2 separate regions of the Homo sapiens genome follow, and region 2 is linked to region 1. Evidence: chromatin loops called from intact Hi-C (ENCODE). Cell type or tissue: Panc1. All regions are shown on one strand. Links, peaks and the distances in the headings refer to the core of each region. The heading gives the core; the rest is flanking DNA. Region 1 overlaps CADM2 (cell adhesion molecule 2). Region 2 has its middle 81 kb from the start of LINC02070.

Evidence for each region. A loop is a pair of places that touch in the nucleus more often than their neighbours do. Peaks named below come from ENCODE experiments on the same cell type or tissue, not always from the same donor. Only the 100,000 strongest peaks of a DNase experiment are listed, where the experiment ranks them.
Region 2: a loop joins it to region 1, with 6 times the contacts of the local background. A loop is called at or near these places in 15 of 110 quality-filtered maps.

The regions. Positions count from the first base shown.
Region 1 is chr3:85,816,799-85,824,798 of GRCh38, reverse strand. All of the region lies in intron 3 of CADM2 (cell adhesion molecule 2), which reads right to left. The region is part of intron 1 of CADM2-AS2 (CADM2 antisense RNA 2); the gene reads left to right. Among named protein-coding and RNA genes, the nearest start is that of CADM2-AS2, 7.3 kb to the left of the region's middle. In Panc1, for the core only: CTCF peaks have their summits at 3,270 and 3,469 (motif pointing left); a DNase peak (open chromatin) is centred at 3,499.
Region 2 is chr3:86,556,302-86,570,161 of GRCh38, reverse strand. No RefSeq gene overlaps it. Among named protein-coding and RNA genes, the nearest start is that of LINC02070, 81 kb to the right of the region's middle. In Panc1, for the core only: no CTCF peak of the experiment used is centred there; a DNase peak (open chromatin) is centred at 6,601.

The DNA of each region.
Region 1 (8,000 bases), core at 1-8,000:
CTTACTGCTTCTCATATGAAGTACCTGACCTTGCTCCATACAGGATAGACTGCCACTCCACTCAGCAAGCAAATAAACACCCAGAAAGTGAAATGACATATGGGATGTACTTCTCATGCTTGGGGGCAATTTTAGGGACTTTTGAACAATTTAAACATTACAAGTGATTTTCCCTTTCCATGTGCTCTTTAGACTCAACCCACGAATGAAGAGACTCCACCCTGATTGCACACTTGGTTCTCTGTCTCACAAGTAGCTTTAATTCCTCAGAGACAACAGTGCCAGCTAGACCTCCCAGTGACAAAAGAGTCATACCTCTTTACCTCCATCACCTTTCACAGCACTTTGTGCACTGTGCACTCACCTTGAGTTTTTTTGTTTTTTCTTAAAAAAAAAATCTCTATCCATTTTATTTCCCACACAAGTTTACACTAAGTTTTCCATTTTAAGCTCCCATTTACTATCCATGACACAGCACTCTAAACCATGGATAAGCAAAGGCTATGAGTGACATCAGACTGCTTAGTATCCTTGCACCACCAAGGACATTGCAACTTAAGCAAATTACTAAGTTTCCCTCTGCTTCAATATTCTTGTATGTAAAATGTGCATAGCAGTATCTCCATTGTGAGTACAATATGAGTTAGTGCTTTTTAAGCATCCTCAAGTAAAATAAACTATCCACTATTTCTCCAGTACGTTTTGATTGGGTGAAAAACGTCCCAGAATAAAATTACAACAGCGAAATGCATAGAAAGCTTTTAGCACTGTCTCATACTGTAGTAACTTGTTCTGTCACCTTTTGAAGCAATCTCTAAATTCATCTCCTGTTTTGAGTTTTGTTTTGTTTTTTCTCTAATCTCGCGGATGGGCTGTAATTTTTCTGCCTATATATTGACCACTCTTTAACAATTTGTTAGTTTTTCTTGCAGGAGATACTCTATTATACTTACATACCTGTATCTTTATATATCAAAATGTTGACGCATAGCTATAAACAGACAGATAAATTTCTCTACAAGGTCATCCACTTTTTCAGTTCAGATACAGTCTGTTACTTATTCTCTTTGTACTATAGATTTGCTTAAAATGAAAAATAATTGTACAATGCAAATTAATAGCTCTCGTAAATTAAATGTCTGTGATAATATTTGATAGACACTTTGTGAAGATTATGGATAATCTTAACAACAACTCTGCAAAGTAGACATTATCTCTACTTTCCACATAACAGTGCTCCTCAAACTGCCAGTCCACAACAGTTTATTACTCACCAGCAAAGAGATAAATACACACATTGAGAAAAATGCTTAGAAATCAGTAATGTGGTTTGTGGTTTGTTTTTGTTTGTTTGTTTTCTAGAAGTAGATTGGCAAGCTACCATGGCAGGGAAATATTTTGATGTAGTCTGATTAAGGAGTTCATATAGACCATAAACCAAGGTACTGCTTCCTTCGTCAAGAAAACCTTAGTGCACAATAGAAGTATCAGCTAAATATCAGGGTTCTTAGCTATTTCGTAAAATTTGTGATTTATGTATGTAAAAGCTAATTCATTAAATACAAAATTGTTATATTTATTATGTAATAACATAGATGTTGATTATAGCACCTATACTGCATGTTGAGGCACCAAGTTTACACATGGAAAAATTCTTGAGAATATCTGAACAACAAAAAACTTTTATTTATACAAGATAAGAAACTAGCCCATTCCAAAGTTTTAAATATGTAGGTTGGACAGCCAGCCTTCACTTATCTTATATATTTGGTATCTTTAAAGATCTTTCTACTGATTGCAAGGAATGAATGCAACATGCTTTGCAATGGCAGGTAGGATCAAAGGACCAAGCAAAAGTTAGAAGCTTAGAATAATAGAGTTTCTACAATTATTTATGACATGGTTCATAAATTAAGTACAATAATCAGTGAAAAAGTGATGATCTTGATATCGCACATTTAGGAAAAGTTATCATAGACCATTTTAGAACACTGATAGAACATTTTGAATTTATATTTTGTCACATAAGATCCACATATGAAAATTCATGGATCCTGAGTTGATTTCTTTCATAAAAATGTATTTAACTATAACTTTATAGGATAAATACTGGAGCAGGCTACTAATGCAGGACTGATGATGAATTTTTGAAAATGTGGTAAAATTTGCCTTTTTTGGATACAATTTTATTTTATTTTATTTTATTTATTTATTTGAGATGGAGTTTCGCTCTGTCGCCTAGGCTGGAGTGCAGTAGCGTGATCTCAGATCATTGCAACCTTCGCCCCCCAGGTGCAAGCAATTCTTCTGCCTTAGCCTCCCAAGTAGCTGGGATTACAAGCATACATCACCATGCCTGGATAATTTTTGTATTTTTAGTAAAGACGGGGTTTCATCATGTTGGCCAGGCTGGTCTTGAACTCCTGACCTCAAGTGATCTGCCTGCCTCGGCCTCCCAAAGTGCTGGGTTTACAGGCATGAGCCACCGCACCTGGCCCTGGAAAAAATTGTAAAATAAATATCCTAAACTTGCTGAAATTGCTTCAAAATCTCTTCTTCCATTACTGCCAATGTATTTCTCTAAGATTCATTTCTCTGCTATAACTGATGTTAATACAAAGAATGGAAACAGTTCAGATTATACATTATTCCCAGCAAGAAATGCTGTAACCAATCCAAAGGGATTATATAAATTAATAAGCCACAACCAAGCATGTGCCACATTAAAATGTAAATATTTGATGTATATGATGTTCATTCTAAATATGCATATAGACATTTAATATGAAAAATTACTGTTTCTCTCATAACTTTGTGTTTAGTTCTAATTCCAGAATAACAAAAAATTATAAGCATAATAATTATCTATATTATTCCCAATATATCCACACTCAACAAATACATACATTTTTATTTTTTATGTTATATTTGCAGAACCTAATAATAAGCTGAAACTTGCATTTTGAATGCCTTATTATTTTGTTTTATAGTAATTCATTTTATTGTACATTACAAAAGCATTATTTGTGCTTGATATATAGAGAAAAATGGCCCTCAAAAATGATTTGAGAAGTACTGACAAAGTTCCATGAATAAGGTTAGTTTGTCATGATCACCATTGCAGCTCCACACCTAGACCTTGTTCAGAAAAATGCTTGTTGCATAGAAGATAAAACAGTTCCTGATACAGTCTGATGTATACAGAGTGTATACCCTAACTTCTTGTGTATGCAACAAAAACAAACAGCCCCCTTTCTTTCTAGTCCCAGGAAAAAAAGTAGATTAAGCTAAAGGAGGACTAGGATTTAGGGAGCATTTTGCTTTGGTTCTGGTTGTTTCCACTTTGTTTTCTTCAGTGATATGAATAAGAGTAGGAAGTGGGTGATATAGACTTAAAATAACTTGCAGGTGTTCTTAGAGGCTTCTGCAGATACCCAGGACAGATGAAGGATTGATGCCCTGCCCTCTGGTGGCCTAGAGGTAAATGCCATTCCCCTAGTAAGATTATTGATGTCTGATCCTGCCCTCCCTGTTCTTGCTAACTATCTTCCTGGAAAAGAGAGCAAAGCTTTCTTGTCTTGCTATCTGGGATTCTGAGGCTGAACAAGACAAGGTAAAGCATGCTTGAAGGAGAAAACTTCATCTCCAAAGGCAAGCGTGAGGAATCATATTGTATGCAGAGAACCACAATAGAATTATTTTTTTCTGGATTTGTATAATAAGGATAGGTACTCATCAAAGGATGATAATGAAAGTCAAAACTCTTGCAACTTGTAACTGCAGGACAAACAATAGCCAACGTAGTTTTATCGCTGCTTTTCAGAAGTAGAATTCTGCAAGTCAAATGTCACAATATTTGGAAAGCTCTTTTTGTAAACATTTTTAAAAATAAAAAGAGTATTTAAATTCATGATTCAAGTGCTGTCTCCCCCTCACCTCCTTAACCTGTGGTTACTGATGGATCCTAGAACTCAGTCCTTGGACTCCTTTTCCCTAGATCTTCTTAAGCCATCAAGCCTGATAATACATATCTACTCTGTATTTAAGATCTTTAACTTGCTTGTCTGTGGACTCCAGACTCATATACCCAATTGGCTATCATGTAATCTCCTCTTGTATGTTTAATAAGCTCAAAAGGACAAATCCAAACCTTCCCACAAAACAATCACCACCTTCACCTCCTGCAAGCTTCTCCATCTCAAGTTTGTTATTTCAAGTGTTCAAGTCAAAAGCCATGAAATCATCCATGACTCCTCTTTCACTCTTCAACCTCACATTCTTGCCATCAGCTGGTCCTATTTGCTCTACTTTCAAATACACAGAACATTCCATCTATTCTCATCATCCTCATTGCTAACTCTGATCCAAACCAACTTCATCTTTTGCTTGGATTAATGCAATAGCTCTCTAATTGGTCTCCCTGCTTCTGATCCTCTCTCCCTTCCCCATAGTCTACTTTTCTGATAACAGCCTGAGTGTTACTGTGAAAATGTTTATAGGATCATCTAACTCCCATGATCAACACTCTCTGCTCGTTTCTCATCTCAATCTGAGAAAAATTCAGAATTATTCTATGGCTGACAAGGCCCCTTTGATCACTCTCCTCATCCCACTACCTCTGCCTTCCTCTCCTCTATTCTTCTTATCCACTTTGGTCTGCTCACGCTGGCTGAGCTCTTCTTTCAACATGCTCAGAGTGTCTTTACTTCTGGCTGCTTCTCTGCTTGGCTCACTATCCTTCTAAAGGATGAGACATGACACTTCTACCTCTCTGTCCTTATATGAGTGTCTGCTGCAATGTCACCTTCATGAAGCTTTCTCTCACATTTATTTAAAATAGCTTTTCTTATCTCTCTTCCCCAAGTTTTGTTTCTTCACAGAATTTTGCACTCTCAGACAAACCATATGTTCACTCATTTATTTTGTTTATGATCAGTTTCTTCCCATCTGAGAGTAAGTTGCATGAAGGCAGAGTTTTGCCTGTTTTGTCCTCTGATAAATCTCAAGCGCCTAGAAAAACTGCAAAAAGCAGTTTAATAATTGTTACTGAATGAATAAATGAATCTTAATTACTGTCATGCATATAACATCAAACTGTAATGATATAGTGAATTAATATGACTATTAATTTCTTTTGAATTTGTAAACTTAGGATTCCACAGAAACTCAGAATTATAATTAATTTCCTTGATGACACCTTCTCTACCATAAATGGATGGTAGGGAGCTTTAAGATCTTTTAATAATGTAATCAATTGCATGACTACTCAAAATTAGACTAAAAATTGCTCCTAGTTTGAAAATCGGGAATTAGTTTTTTGTTGCTTAACTATATCACAAAGCCCAGTAAATTTCTTGCCTTAAAACTTTTCATATATATTCTGTGATGGTTAATATTAAGTGTCAACCTGATTGGATTGAAGGATGCAAATTATTGTTGTTTTCTGGGTGTGGCTGTGAGGGTGTTGCCAGAGGAGATTAACCTTTGAGTCAGTGGACTGGGAGAGGAAGACCCACTCTCAATGTGGGTGGGCACCATCCAATCCGCTGCCAGCACCAATAGAACAAAGCAGGCAGGAAAAGGTGGAAGAAGCTGGCTTGCTGAGTCTTCTGGCTTTCATCTTCTTCCCATGCGGAATGCTTCCTGCCCTTGAACATCGGACTCTAGGTTCTTTGACTTTCAGACCCTTGGACTTACACCAGTGGTTTGCCAGGGGTTCTGGGGCCTTTGGTCACAGACTGAAGGCTGCACTGTCAGCTTCCCTACTTTTGAGGCTTTGGGACTCAGACTGAGCCACTACTGGCTTCCTTGCTCCTCACCTTGCAGATGACCATCATGGGACTTCATCTGGTGATCATGTGAGTCAATTCTCCTTCATAAACTCCCTTTCACATATACGTCTATCCTATTAGTTCTGTTCCTCTGGAGAACCTTGATTAATATACATTCTTTCTCTGTTTTCTTAGCTCATGCTCTGTTCCAGGCCATCATGATGTCACACCTTAGCTGCTAAAATCATTTTTATCTTTCTTTCACCTCTCTTTCCTCAAAGCCTCTCTTTCTATAGCTGTTCAGATACTGATTTCCTTTTTTCAGTGTTCTAACTTTTAAAGAATTTATATTGTGATGAATGTGCTAAGATAAAAGATAATAGCTAGGGCTATTCAATGGCAGAAGCAAAATTATTTATAGATAATACAGAATCATTTAATGAGTTGATAAAGAAGTTACAAAACACTATTTGAACTACTGAGAGAGTATTTAGTGAGGAGGTAATAAACAAAATAGAAATGCACATTTTGGTTTGCTAGATACCCAGTCAACACACAGAAGGTAACAAAGTAAAAGTAGCTGCCAGTATAAGTAGCTGCCAGTGTCAAGCACCAGCGCTGGCTTCCCCCTCTCACTTTATGCTGCTGTTTGTCGCACAGACTCAGAGGCAGCCCTGCAGGTGGGAGAGCCTCTTTCATACATTTCTCACCAAAAGAGCCCACACTCAACATGAAAAGTAACAGAGTCAGGAAAGGAAGGAGTGAACTCTTCCTTGTCTCTTAAATTATTTCCCCCTCACTTAGGTCTTTCCCCCAAATCCTTTAGAGTAGCCATTGAATCTCCAAATTAGAAATCTCCGTTTCGTTGTTACCCTCAATGTAGTTACAGCACTAAGAACACAGGGTCTTTGCTTTATGTCTGATTGACTAAAAGGCCCAGTTCAGGTATTTGCCCACAACACAGCCATTTTTGTTCTAAAAGGAGTATATAAGATCTCAACTTCCTAGATAGAAACTGCTTAAGACCTTAAATGATAGGCTTATGATTTGTTTTGCTTTGAATTTTGTTTAATGTAACATTTATTTTCCAATGTTTCAAAAATCTCAAAACACATTCTGATAAGAGTTTCAGCCTACACACCGAGACATGAGATAAGGTGGCCTTTCAAAACTCATTGTCCTCAAGAAGGTTTTTTTGTTTGTTTATTTGTTTTTGAGAGGAAGTCTCGCTCTGTCGCCGACGCTGGAGTGCAGTGGTGCAGTCTCGGCTCACTGCAAGCTCCACTTCAAGAAGGTTTACAAGCTGGAACTGAGATTGGTTTATGCAATCAGTCAAGGTCGGTTCAAGATCACACACAAATCCACGATGGAACTGTGATTCAAGTGCAGCTATCCTGACTACCAAGTTTATAAATTTTGAACAACTAACTAATGTTTGCAGAAGGTCATGAGGTTAGATTTTAAGTTGCAAAGAAATAAATAAGTGACAAATAACTGATCATCATCCCCACAGGAGAACATTTTTATCAATACCCAGACAATATTTTTATCAAAATTCACTATTTAGAGATAGCCCATTCAATCTCACTGAGTGCAGTTTTCACCATTAAAAGAAGGGTGGACTATGTGTATTTGATGGGACTTTGAAAGTCCAAATGCAATATATTATGTATAGATTTGCACTGCTGCTATTCTTTCTAAACTACTACCCTTCTTTCTAAAATGTGAAAGTGAGTGATATGGAAAACTCAAAGCAATCACTCAGTATTTCACCTCCCTACTTTCCATTTGTACTTCAGTCCACTTGCTAGTCTCAACATTAAAAGGTGTAAAACCAGGAGACTTGATTCTTAAAAATACCCACACTTTGGTACTAAAATAACGCTACCTCCTACATTTCACCAGAGCTGCAAAATGCTTGCTTACTGCTGTTTCCAAGGGTGGCTCACAAGAGCCTGCAGGGAAATAATAAATCAGGAAATGTAGAATACCTAACCTAATTTGTAATTTTCATGCTCACACAATTTAAAATGGCACATTACAAATATTTATTTAGAAGTAGGTATTTCTAAATTGTATTATTTTGTATGAATAGTGAAGAAATATCTCCTGAAGAGAGGGTGAAAAAACATTTAGTATTTATAAATACAGAAAAATAACTGAAGAAAATCAAGTGAATACATTGAAAAGTAGCTAATATTATTTAACATATAACCACAATAAATTCAT
Region 2 (13,860 bases), core at 3,576-11,575, 740 kb before region 1:
TCAGTTCTGGCTGTGGGCCCTCTTCCCCAGCAGACCCAGCACTCTAAATTCCATCTTGAAACTCTGTAATCCCCTTGGCTGTTGTAGCTGCTAGCTTGCAGGGACCCTCCCAGCTTGTTATGAGCTAGAATTGAGAATGGCGTCCTCCAACTGGGTCCCAAGTCTGGATCAGTGCTTGAAGCACTTCCCAGTGACATTCCTTCTTACAGTCTCCCAGCCTCTCCCCAGGTTAGGTCCAGGGCTTGGGAGGGACAGGGTGCTCACCAGTGGCTTGGTTGGAGAGTTTCCCAAGGGAAAGGTGGATCATTGAACGACACTCTCCGCTTCTCTCCCACATTGGGGTTTCACTCACAGACTTCAGCCTGGCCCCTCAATGCAGACTGCATGACCACCCTCTCTTCCCTATTATCTGACATATTATCTTGCTTTCTGTTAAATTCTCAGGGTCCTTATTGAATGAAAGTCCACAACTGAATCTCTGCACACTATTTTGCTTCTTCCAAGTGGCTGAAGTATATTGGAAAAGTCTCTAAAATAATAAGACTTAACAGGAAATGTTTCTGTCAGTAACAATTATATAGCTTCGCATCAGTAGTATCTTTCTCACAATTTATTTATCATAATTTCCAAAATGCTAATCAACTAAATGATTTACTTTCTTCCTGGAAATATAGAAATAGAACACTTATTTTTATTTTGAATACTTATTACTTTTTAATAAAACTTAATTACATGTTTATATAATTTATTCTTTTATTCCTTCAAATAGATTTTGTTTTTTACAGTGGTGTTAAATTCACAGAAAGATTAAGCAGAAAATACAGAAAAATTTCGTATACTCCCTCTCCCCACATATGCACAGCTTCCACACTGTAAACTTGAAGCCCCCAGTGGTACATTTATTACAATTATGAATCTATATTGACCCATCATGATTCAAAATCCAGCTTACATTAGTTGTTTCATTTTGTTTTTGTATATTCCATGGGTTTTGGAAAATGTATAATGACATATATCCACCATTATAGTATCCTACAGAATAGTTTCACTGCCCTAAAAATCCTCTGTGCGGCCGGGCATGGTGGCTCACGCCTGTAATCCCAGCACTTTGGGAGGCCAAGGAGGGAGGATCACAAGGTCAGGAGATCAAAACCATCCTGGTTAAAACGGCGAAACCCCGTCTCTACTAAAAATACAAAAAATTAGCCGGGTTTGGTCGTGGGCGCCTGTGGTCCCAGCTACGTGGGAGGCTGAGGCGGGAGAATGGCGTGAACCCAGGAGGCGGATCTTGCAGTGAGCCGAGATCACGCCACTGCACTCCAGCCTGGGCAACAGAGTGAGACTCCGACTCAAAAAAAAAAAAAAAAAAATCCTCTGTGCTCTGCCTTTTCTTCTCTTCCTCCATCCCCTCTATACCTGGCCAACCACTAATATTTTTACTTTTCCAGAATTTTGCCTTTTCCAGAATGTCACATAGTTGAAGTCATACACCATGTAGATTTTTCACGCTGGCTTCTTTGAATGTCATATAGTTGTAATCATACACTACATAGACTTTTCACACTGGCTTCTTGGACTTAGCAATATACATTTAAGTTTCCTCTGTGTCTTTTCATGGCTTGATAGTTTATTGTTTTTGGTGTTGAATAATATTCCATCCTCTAGATGTATCACAGTTTGTTTATCCATTCACCTACTGAAGGATATCTTGGTTGCTTCCAGGTTTTGGCAATTATGAAGAAAGCTGCTATAAATATCTATGTGCAGATTTTAGTGAGAATTTAAGTTTGCAGCCTATTTAGGGGAACATCAGGAAGTATCATTGTTGGGTGATATGGAAAGTGTTATGCTTAGTTTTGTATGAAACTGCGAAATTTTCTTTCAAAGTGGCTGTACCACTTTATATTCCCACCAGCGATGAGAGTTCCTGTTGCTCCACCATCCTGGTCAGCATTTGGTTTTGTCAGTGTTCTGGATTTTGGCCATTCTAATGAGTATATAGTGGTATAATATTGTAGTTTTAATTTTCATTTCCCTAATGACATGTGATATGAAGCATCTTTTCATATGCTTGTCGGCCATCTGTATATATATCTTCTTTGGTAAGGTGTCTTAAAATCTTTGGCCCTTTTGATTTTTTTAATTTGTTTTGTTTGTTTGTTTGTTTTATGGACAGGGTCTTGCCATATTTTCTAGGCTGGCCTCAAACTCCTGGGCTCAAGCAACTTCTAAATCTCATTCTCTCAAGTAGCTGGGACTACAGGTATGTGCTCCTGCACCTGGTTCCAGCCCATTTTCTATTGGAATTTTTAATTTGTTATTGATGGATTTTAAGAGTTCTTTGTATATCTTGAATAGAAGTCCTTTATTGGCTGTGGTTTTGCAAATGTTTTTTCCAGTTTGCAGCTTGTCTTATTTTCTTGACAGTGTCTTTTTTAACATAGAAGTTTTTAATATTAATGAAGTCTATCTCATCAATTTTTTCTTTCATAGGTTGTGCCTTTGGTGTTGTAACTAAAAAGTCATCCCCATCACCAAAGTCATCTAGGTTTCCTGCTATATTATCTTCTAAGAGTTTTAAAGTTTTGTACTTTACATGTAGGTTTATGATCCATTTTGAAGAATGCTATGGATGGAATGCTTGTGTACCCCAAAATCATATTGAAACATAAATCTCCAATGTAATGGAATTTGAAGATATGTACTTTGGGAAATGATTGCCTCATGAGGATGAAGCCCTTATGATGGGATTAGTGCCCTTATAAGAAGGGAGTCTCTCTCTCTCTCTCTCTCTCTCTCCTCTCTCTCTCTCCACCATGTGAGTATACAGTAAGTTCATATTATGGCAATGAACTTTAGCTTTCTTTTGAGATATAACAAAAAATTAGTAAATTTTGGCACCTGTTTACTCAAGAAGTTGTGTTCAGCAGTAATTATTTAATGAAAAAATCAATTCAGCAAAGTGCATTTTATAGCATATATAATATTTTAGATGATCTAATTGTGAGTCCATCCACTCCTCATAAAGCTATTATCACTCTCCCTAAAATTTCTGCATCCAAGGGATTCATAATATCTATAAACAATCAGAGGAATAAGTAAAGACAGTGCAGCACTGTCAATTTAGATCTAAAAAGCCATTTCCTATGGAAAAAAACTATAATCTCTATCAAATGATTAGTTTGCAAACCATTTCATACTACTTGAGAAAGAAATCTTTAGGATTGTTGGCTATAACTATTTTGAAAACTCTAAAACTTCTTTGAAAATTTTCTCAGCAGGAAACAAATTTATCCTTCCCATCTTTGAAACTGAAAATTCCAAAGTGTAAATATCCTATGTCTTTTGTAAAAGAAATTATTAAATGTCCAAGTGAAAGCAATTCAAATCTCCAAGATAATTCCATTTCTTCCTTCTTCATTGTCATTTTGCCTGTCAATTACTTTATTTACATGAAGCATTGTTTAAAACTTATTGTCATGAGAGAAAGCATTTCTAAAAAGCAACAGAAAATTAGGAGGTACATAGACTGGTAAAAGTGACTTGCTTTTGGGAGGGAGACCGAGTGTCTGGAGTCTTCTGATTTTTAATTTAAAAATCTATGAATCTCTTTAATAATCTTACACAATACCTTTTGTGATTAGTTATCAATTTCTGCCTTGTCCCAATATATAATTTTTGTGAAATGTTACTAATATGACCATGGGCAGCTTAGACGTAAGCTATTCTAAATACTAGTATTACTTAATGTTTTTCATTTATAATAAAATGTTATAAAAATATTTGAGTATATGGATATAATATCAAATACACAGATTTAAGAGATCTATTTGTGGCTGGGCACAGTGGCTCACGCCTGTAATCCCAGCACTTTGGGAGGCCGAGACGGGCGTATCACGAGGTCAGGAGATCGAGACCATCCTGGCTAACACAGTGAAACCCCGCCTCTACTAAAAATACAAAAAATTAACCAGGCATGGTGGCGGGCACCTGTAGTCCCAGCTACTCAGGAGGCTGAGGCAGGACAATGGCATGAACCCGGGAGGCAGAGCTTGCAGTGAGCTGAGATCTCGCCACTGCACTCCAGCCTGGGGGACAGAGGAAGACTCTGTCTCAAAAAAAAAAAAAAAAAAAAAAAAAAAAAAAAAGATCTGTTTGTGATGATGAAGAATCTGCTTATTTCTCAGTTATCTATTTTTATTTACTGCACTTAAAATTTGCCCAACTCTTGACTAGATATTTAGGAAAACATTAACAAACTAAGAAACATTCTGAAATAGGAAACCAGAGAAACGCAGTATTTTGTGATTATGCCATATGAGAAATGGTTGAAGAAGTATGGAGTAATCCTACCAACTCTTCCCAAAAAGCAAAAATAGGATCAATGGATAGAATTTAAAAGGAGACACTTTTTCATATAACATGTAAACATTGAAGTTATATCTCTTCACTAATACCTTAAAAAGCTGTAAATTACCCAATACTAACAATGTTCAAGAACAAGATAAATGACTATTTATTAGAAATGGCACAGGATTAACTCACTGACTAAAGATTGCATTAGGTGACCTCCAGAATACTTCAAAATCCTAAGATGGAATCACTTGTATTATATATAGATATATTCTTACGAATTTTTGGGAGCTCCATTAATGTGCGCTATGCTGAAAAACAAGATTTAGACAAGTATTAATAGGCTATTAAATCATGCCCAAAGGTGTCTTCAAACCACAGGTCTTTCAGGCTTACATTTAATTAAAAATTAAAGGCCATTTTTGGCTATTGAACCTGCTCTTCCATCAGGAAAAACTGAGTAAAAAGTAAAATTATTCACTTCTCTTGTTAAATGTTCAGCATCAGTTAAACTTTTTCATACCACTAACTACTTCCTCCCAAAGTTCTAATTCTAGATACCCATTTTATTTGCATAATACTTTTTGCTTTGAGAACCATTTATGGTAATATTTTTACATTTAGAAAAGCTCAAAGGCCATTATAATTTTAAATGGATTTATAATCTATACATAGAAACACAGTTTTTTTTTTCCTGTCATCTTGTTAAGGTGATATTCAAAAGAGCAAATCTTTATTATGAATGGAGGAATTTGTATTTTTTTGTAGTTTTTATTACAAACCTGACTTCCCAAAATGTGTTCATACCAATGATGTATACTTCGTAGTTAATGTAATATGCTCGTCTGAACTATTACCGATGTTTTATTTGCAAGAGATTATGAAAATGTCAGTAATAATATTTTTAAGAGAATAGCATCAAAAGGGAGCACTCTGAATCTAACAGTTCCAAGAGGATTGTATTGGAAATGTTGTAATTCAATTGTAAATTGCATGTATTAATCTTCTGGGAGCTCAACTGTTGATGGATTGAGGAATAACCAGAGAAAAAAGAATAAAAAATGAATGTAATTCAAAAAGAAAATTATTAGTTCCACAACGATAGGCAGAATTCACAATCTGAGTTTGAGTACAGAAATATCTTTTGTGAAGGGATGTTGAAGGATGCCAGGTGTAGCAAAAATTTGGTCCTATAAACCTTAAAAGGCATCACTAAGATAGCTCTAGTTGAATGAACTATGATTTGACATTCAAGAGGCAATCTACCAAGTAATAACCATGTGAATTTTGCTGAGACAATAACTTCACATGCTTGTGTTCCACTCCCACTCCAACATAGAAGAATTTGGTAACTGTTACCAGCAAGTAGAACAAAAGCTTGGCATTTGCCAAGTAGTTAATTTTTAAAATCATAGAAAGTCCTCATATGGTAGCGAACCAGATTTTAAAAAGAAGAAAAAATGTTAATGAAAATATTCTAAATAAATAAGAAACAGATAATATACTATGCAAGTATTTTTTTAATTACCTTAGTACGCTCTATACATGGTCTAAAATAAGGTTACATATTAGCATTGGAACAAAACATAGTTTCTATGCTCTCTGGCTTAAATTAATTTATGAACAACTTGGAGCAATAGTTAGCAATATTAGGTTTTATAAAATCAGAAAAATTAATTGAATTAATTAAAATTTTGAGTATATAATTAGGAACATAAGACATGTCCCTTCCTTTCAGAAAATGCATAATTTTTCTGAAAAGATAAAGCATATGGGGCCAAAATAAACACTGTTCAGCTAGAAGCAATCTAGGCAACATCTGTAATTAAAGGAGGAAAAAAAGCTGATATTACATTATATAATTTAGCTTAGAAATGAGTCATAATTGCTGTAAGATAAAGTTATTTTTTTGTAATCAAATAGATGCTTTTGGTTATCCCTACGTCTTCATTACTTTTAGAGTTATCTTTAGTCTTTTAGTTAAGATATAACTTTAGTCTTCTAGTTAAGTGATATCTTTAGGTTTTTTATTGCTAATAAATACACAAGGAAGAGAATTACTTTCACATAAAGCAAAGAATAAAACTTTAACTACATACCAAATTCTTTTTGTTTTCAGACAATGACAGTGTATTAGAAATGTAGTTAACGGTTATTCCTGTGAGTGCCAAATGTTTTCTTTTTCAGTGTGGTGAAATTTAGGTTGTTCAAGTACTTTACATACATATCACCAACATAGTTTGACCAGTAGAGGGAGCCATTATCTACATAGTCTAACTTTGAAAATAAAGTATTTTATGATCATGAAAGAAACTATGACAGAAACTTACAGTCAATATATCAATTCCTTTTCTAAATTTAAAATAAACAAACCACCTATATGTGTTTAATGTGTTTTTAGGTTTCAAAACAAATTAAAAATCAAGCTCACTGTAACTTCTTTGGAGGCAATAATGAAACAAATACCTTTTATAATGTGTATATAATTTTTAACCTTTCCTCAAATGTGTTAAATGTCAATAATAGTAAAGTAAGTATATACACAGCTATTATACCAGTATATGCTTCCCTTCACATTATTATTATAGCTGTTTAGCTTCATTGTTTACCAAACCACGTAAGTTCAAACTACCTAACATTAGGTGGCAGATTTATCTATATATCTTCCATATTCTCATTTTGTAGTTAAATGAAAGGCTATGTGTATCTTCTAAAAAAATTGACTTTCTCATTGGATTAAAAAAAGATAGATTTGTATATACTATAAGAGTATAGTAAGAATTCTGTTTTGATAGAGTAGAATTTATTTAATAAACAATTGTTATAAAAAATTATTAAGAAATCTGTTTGCCCATATGTTGACATTTAATAACATCAGTATATTTACAGTTTGTATATTTATTAAAAAGATACTTAAAAAGAATTATACACAAAGACTCATAAAATTATTCACATATTTTTGTGAGTATGTGAATAGCACAGCTTGACACACTTACCCTTCATATTTCTAAACATGACTTAAAATAAGTTTGTGATTAAAAATCTCCACACTCATATTCCAAATGCTCAATTTGCTTCCCATAAATATATATGAATTAACACCTGTATTAATCAAAGAAAAATATTCTGTGACTATTTACCTTTAAATAGTATTTCACCAGAGATTGTAAATGACTCACTTTTTTCACAGTTCTCACTATCCTTACTATTTAACACAGTTCTTACTATCACAGTTGTGAGAGCTTGTTTGTATCAACCTTCATAGTCGACATTAGTAGTTCAGCAAATATTTATTAACACCGACATACACCAAGCACTGAGCTACTAGAGATACAGTTGAGATAACACCTGCCAAAACAAGCTCCCACAACTTCATCTTTAACACAGCTTAGATAGTAAGAAATTAGCTAAACTAGTGTTCCTTGGTAAGGGAGGTGTCCATATCCTTGCCACTCAAAGTGTGTTCCACTAAGCAGCAGCACTGGCCTCTCCTGGGAGCTTGTTAACAATTCTAGAGTCTCAGGCCCTATGCCAGAGCTACTGAACCTAAATCTGCATTTTAATAAGATCCCCCAGGTCCCGGTACTTCAAAAACACATTACATTTTGGAAAGCACAGGAAAGCACACACCACCTCTTTGCAAAGATTTCCCCATGACACAGGCTACCTCTAAACTTCTAGTTTCTCTAGGAATAATAAATATTTGTAACTTTGAAATTGGGTAGTTTTCAAAAACTACAAGAAAGTTTTCTAGATCTTAGTTGTTCTGTCAGTCCCAAGGAATTCTACTATAAATCACGACTTGAGGGTGGGACCTGTTATGTAGTTTTATGTGCTAGATTTAATTTTAAAACCACCGAGTTCATGTCCTTTGCAGGGACATGAGTGAAGCTGGAAACCATCATTCTCAGCAAACTAACACAGGAACAGAAAACCAAACACCGCATGCTCTCACTCATAAGTGGGAGTTGAACAATGAGAACGCATGGATACAGGGAGGGGAACATCACACACTGGGGCCTGCTGGGGAGGTGGGGGGCAAGGGCAGGGAGAGCATTAGGACAAATACCTAATGCATGTGGGGATCAAAACCTAGCTGATGGGTTGATGGGTGTAGCAAACCACCTTGGCACATGTACACCTATGTAACAAACCTGTATGTTCTGCACATGTATCCCAGAACTCAAAGTATAATTAAAAAAAAAAAAAAAACCGAGCAGCTATGTATTCGTTATTTTATCTTTTTCAATGGAAAAAAAATTAGATGCAGAAGTGCATCTAAGACTACTATCCACATATTTCTTTTCATGCTTTCCCCGTCATGTATCTCCAAAACTTTTCAATGTAAGCAATCACTGTAACATAAGCAGTGTTTACAATAGTGATGCAATACAAAGTTAAACTATACTGGTAGTGATAAGAAACTTCACGTCACCCAGTATATAAACTTTGAGATAACAAAGATGAGAATGAGTTAAATGTCACTGGCTGCTCCTTATGAACAGAGGAGGCAATTCAGCCTGTGGAATACTGTGATTACTTGTTATCCACAAACCTGCACTCATAGCTCTGCTGACAGCGTAATCATCCTCATATTCAGCAATTTTTGGTGCTGTTTATACTTGGCCAAATTATATCTTCAATGTCCTGAGCAATCTCACCTTTATTATTACATGAAATGGACGGACATAAGAGCAACGGAAGCTTATCCCCCTGCACGGAGCTGCCTTTTTGTCACTTACAATGTGAGAGATAACCTCAAACAATCCACATCCCTCCTAAAGCATCATATCTTATATGGAATAGAGTAGAGGGGAGATAGTAGAATAAATGTAGTTGTCTGTGTGTGTGTGTGTGTGTGTGCACGAACACAACTAATGTTCTCTGTTTCCCTGTCTTTTCATCATTATCCCAATCTCAGTGAATCAGTGTCATGTCATTGAAGAGATGGAAGAAATCTGCTGCTTTATGACAGATGCAGAAACAAATTCAATGAAGTGAGGCTAGGAAACTTGCTTACAGTTTAAGCTTAGTTTGCTACAGGACTCATTCAAAATAAAGGTTCATCAAGTGCCCCTTTCTTCCACACTCACCTCCAAGACTTCTGATATAGTTTGGCTGTGTGTCCCTGCCCAAATCTCATATTGAAATGTAATCCCCAATGTTGGCCTGGTGGGAGGTGTTTGGATCATGGAGGTGTGTTTCTCATGAATGGTTTAACACCATCCTACTTGGTACTGTCCTTGCGATAGTAAGTTTGTTCCCATAAGATCTGGTGATCTAAAATTGTGTAGCACCTCTCTGCTTGCTCTGTTGCTCCTGCTCTGGCCATGTGATGTGCCTGCTCCTCTTGCCTTCCATCATGAAGCCAAGCAGATGCCAGTATCTTGCTTCCTGTAAAGCCTGCAGAACCATGAGCCACTTAAACCTCTTTTCTTTATAAATTACCCAGTTTCCAGTATTTCTTTATAGCAATGCGAGAGCGGACTAACACAACTACATTTTTTAAATATGTAGATTTTATTTTTCCTTCAAGGCAGCCCTTTTAAACTGTCTTTGACATTGGGAGGATGGGGAAAATGCTCCACACATTAGGCACTGTGGGCATGTAAGACTAATTTGATTGAGTAAGTAGTTATTAAGCATCTATGCTGTTTACTGGTAAGATACATAGATGAGAAAGCTCTTCACCGCTCCTCACAGAGCTGACATGTATGCTCAGGCTAAGGGTTGTGAGCAGGCTGCACAAACCGACCAATTCTCTCTGGTAGGAGGTTACAGTAGCCTGTCATCAAACCCTAGTGGGAGAATGTACCTCTTTCTCCGTTATCCTTCACACTTATACCTACAGCACTGCACACACCCCTAGGAATTACACATTATCTGGGAACATAAATAGGTTTACCTGACTTAAATGTGGTTCCTTGGAAAATAACAGATCAAGGTCCTGTGCTGACATGAAAATTTGCTTGAATTTGAGAGGAACAGATGAGGGAGCCATTTAAATTTTGAGCACAGTATTGTGTTGTTTAAATTCCATCATTAATCAGCTGTTTTTATCAAACATGACCGTAAGTTTATACACTCTATTTTGCCAGGCATTGTGTTTTGCAAAAATTAAAAAAAAATGACCTCAGCAATTTAAGATGTATGTATTATTTGGAAAAACTTGTTATAAAACTGCAAATTAAAAATCTAATTTTTGGATCTTTGATCTCATTTATTTTTCCCTGTTGATAAAATGATCAGTAGCGTGCATCAGCTTCCCACTCAAACCTACACGTGAATCCTACTGTTTTTGAAAGAACATAAAATTATAATTCGGATCAAGAAAAATCGTAATCCTCTTATTATATCATTTTCTTCTTTCAACAAAATCAAATAGAAAGAGGATGGGAAGAAGATTGGCATTATTAGGGATTTTTATCTCTTAAAGTGCTTTAGCACATGCTGAAGAGATTCCAGTATCTTTAACTAAAATTCCATTGTTTTAAATCATTCAGATGTTCACATGGAGAATAAAGCACAGATCGTTTTAACACTTAGAGCAAAGGATGAGTATTTGGCTATACAGGTGAAAGAAAAGACAATTAATAAAGAAAAAAATGACAGAAAAGGGGTTGCTGATGCACTGAACAAAATATATTTTAAATATCAGCAGTGCACATGTACATAGCAATAGTATAGAATTTCATTTTTGATGCCACCATTATTGCTGAAGAAGTCCATTCTCACTTGAAATACTGCTTCAGCCCACTGACTGGCCATCCTCCCACAAGACTCTCCCTAGTTAAACCCATCTGATGAATTGCCACAAAATGTTCTCCCTAAGAACATAATCTGCTATGTAACTCCTGGTTTTAAAATGCTGCTTCTCTGTTGCTTGTCTTTGGAATTAAATCCCACTTTAACCTAGGCTTCCACATCATTGTCATTTGCAACTTTGCTGCAGCTTCTGTTTCAAGCTCCATCTCTCCCTTCCCATTTCCCCAAGACCTGCTGCTCTCTGAAAGGTATAACAGGGGCTCCCAATATTTTAGGTTTCCCAAATGAGCTGGGCATCATTTAAACCCGTGGATGCTTTACTCTGTACCTGGAATGCTCTTTCTCCCCTTTCTCACATAGCAAACTCCTCCTAGTTTTCTGTGCAAACCTCACTTGGAAGCAAACGAGTGAGAAAGGTAACACAGCCTCAACTCTTCAAGTCAAACTTAACTTTATGTTGTATAATTTGCAACATCTGTTCATATATCTGGAATAGTGACTATAAAGTGGTATTATAATAATCTGTCAGTTTTTTATTCTATTTATTACACCAAATTGGAGGCAGGCCATGGCTTACATACTTTTCCATTTCTAATTTTCATTACTGAATACAGTATTAGGCATCTGGTTGTTTCTCCATTAGTAATTGCTCAGGGGAAAGTGAATGAATGACTCTAATCTGATTGGAAAAGCACATTCATAAAATTAAGCAGTTCACTCTTTTCCAATGTATTAGCATAAAATTTTGTCACTCAATTTATACTTCAAATTTTATTTAAAGGCACTACAATTGGCGTTTATTGGCTGTTTCTCATGTATGGTATTTATTCTTCCTTTTGACTGAGAATAGTGTTATTAAAATGCCTTCTTTCCATTTAGATCCCTACTAGAGTATTAGTGGGATTTTTTCTGCTATTGAAAAATAAATAAAAGTCACATTTAGCTCTTAGATCTCTATATAACTTTCTACAGTATTTTGCACAATTATGATTAGTAGGACACTATTGGAACCATAAAATATCCTGTTGTAGCTTTCAAAACTGGTATACTTGAAGTATGTTATAAAGTTATCATCTTGCACCAAGTACTTCAGAAATTACAAATTAAATTAATTGAGATTATATGGTTTTAACCTCCTTCTTCTGTGTGCTGTTATGGTTAATATATGATCTCAATGTACTTTGTGATGGCCTGTTGATTCAGCCTTGTAATAACAGGGAGTATTAAACCTGTGGTTCATTAAAGATGAATATAGATTTCAGAAAACCAGGTAATCTATGTTGTTTTTGTTCTCTGGAAACTATGATTCACCTATGTGACATAAACCCAGGTTAAAATTGCTTAGAAATTATCTGCACAAAACCACTCTATACCTTATAGGATATTACGGCTACAAGTAATCTGTAGCCAGAGAGCTACCACAGTGGGATACAGTTTCTATAGTATACTACAGTGGAATACTGTATCCCACTCTAGTAGTTCTCTGGCTAACACCACTCCCTTCAGATGTTTTTGGACAGATGTGACCCCACTTCCACTGGTATAGTACAATGTTCAGTAGTAACGTTGAAAGGAGACATTCCTTTTTTCTTCTCAATGTTGAGGTGGGAGGAGTGTTTAATACTTCACCATTAGCTATGATGAGCCTTGTAGATTTTTGTAGCTGCCCTCTTGTAGATAAGGAAGTTCTATTTATTTTTTTTAGTTTGCTTATAGCTTTTGTCATGAATTGGTGTTGCATTTTGTCAAATGGTGTTTTCTATGTCTATTTACATCATCATATGATTTTTCTTAAAATGGTAGCAGATTATATTGATTTTTTGTTAAGCCATTTTACAATTCAGAGATAAAACGAACCATTATATTGTATTATCCTTTTTTATGAATTGCTGGATTGGATTTGCTAATATTCTGTTATGTTCATGAGGAACATTGGTCTGCAGTTTTATTTTATTATAATATATTTGTCTGGTTTTCTATCAGGCTTACGTTTACTTCACAAAAACAAGTTAGGAAATGCTCCTTCCTCCCCTAGTTTCTGAAGAGTTTTGTTTGATATTGATATTATGTCTTTCTTAAACAATTTACAGAATTCACCACTGAAACTATTTGTGTCAGGAATTTCTTTGTGGGATTTCTTTTTAATTACAAAAATATGAAATAGATAGAGATCTACTAAAATTTTCTATTTCTTGTTTTGAATTGGGGAAGCTGTGATCTTCAAAAAATATGCACGTTTCACCTCAGTTGTCAATTTAATTGGCATAATGTTATGATCCTTTAAATGTCAGCAGCATCTGTAAAGATGTCCCCTCTTTCATCATGATATTGGTGACTTGCACCTTTTTCTCTCTTTATTTTAATACTCAGTCTTCGTATGGATTTAACAATTTTGTTAACCATATCAAAGACTTTAGTTTTTTTGTAAGTCAAGTTGTGAGGAACAAAATTTACTAACCTTTGACTGTCAATTTTAGCTACTGTTTATTTTCTATTTCATTCATTTCTGCTATTATTTTTATTATTCTATTTTTCTTTTAATTTTAACTTGCTTTTCTTTGTATATCTTCTTAAAGTGGCAGCTTATCATTTATTTTGCATCTTTCACTTTTTCTAATATAAGCATTTAAAATATGTATTTTCTTTGAAACATTCTGTGGCACCCTGTTAATTTAGAAATACTGTGTTTTTATAATCATTCATTTAGAAATATTTTTAAAACACTTACTGGGATTTCTTCTA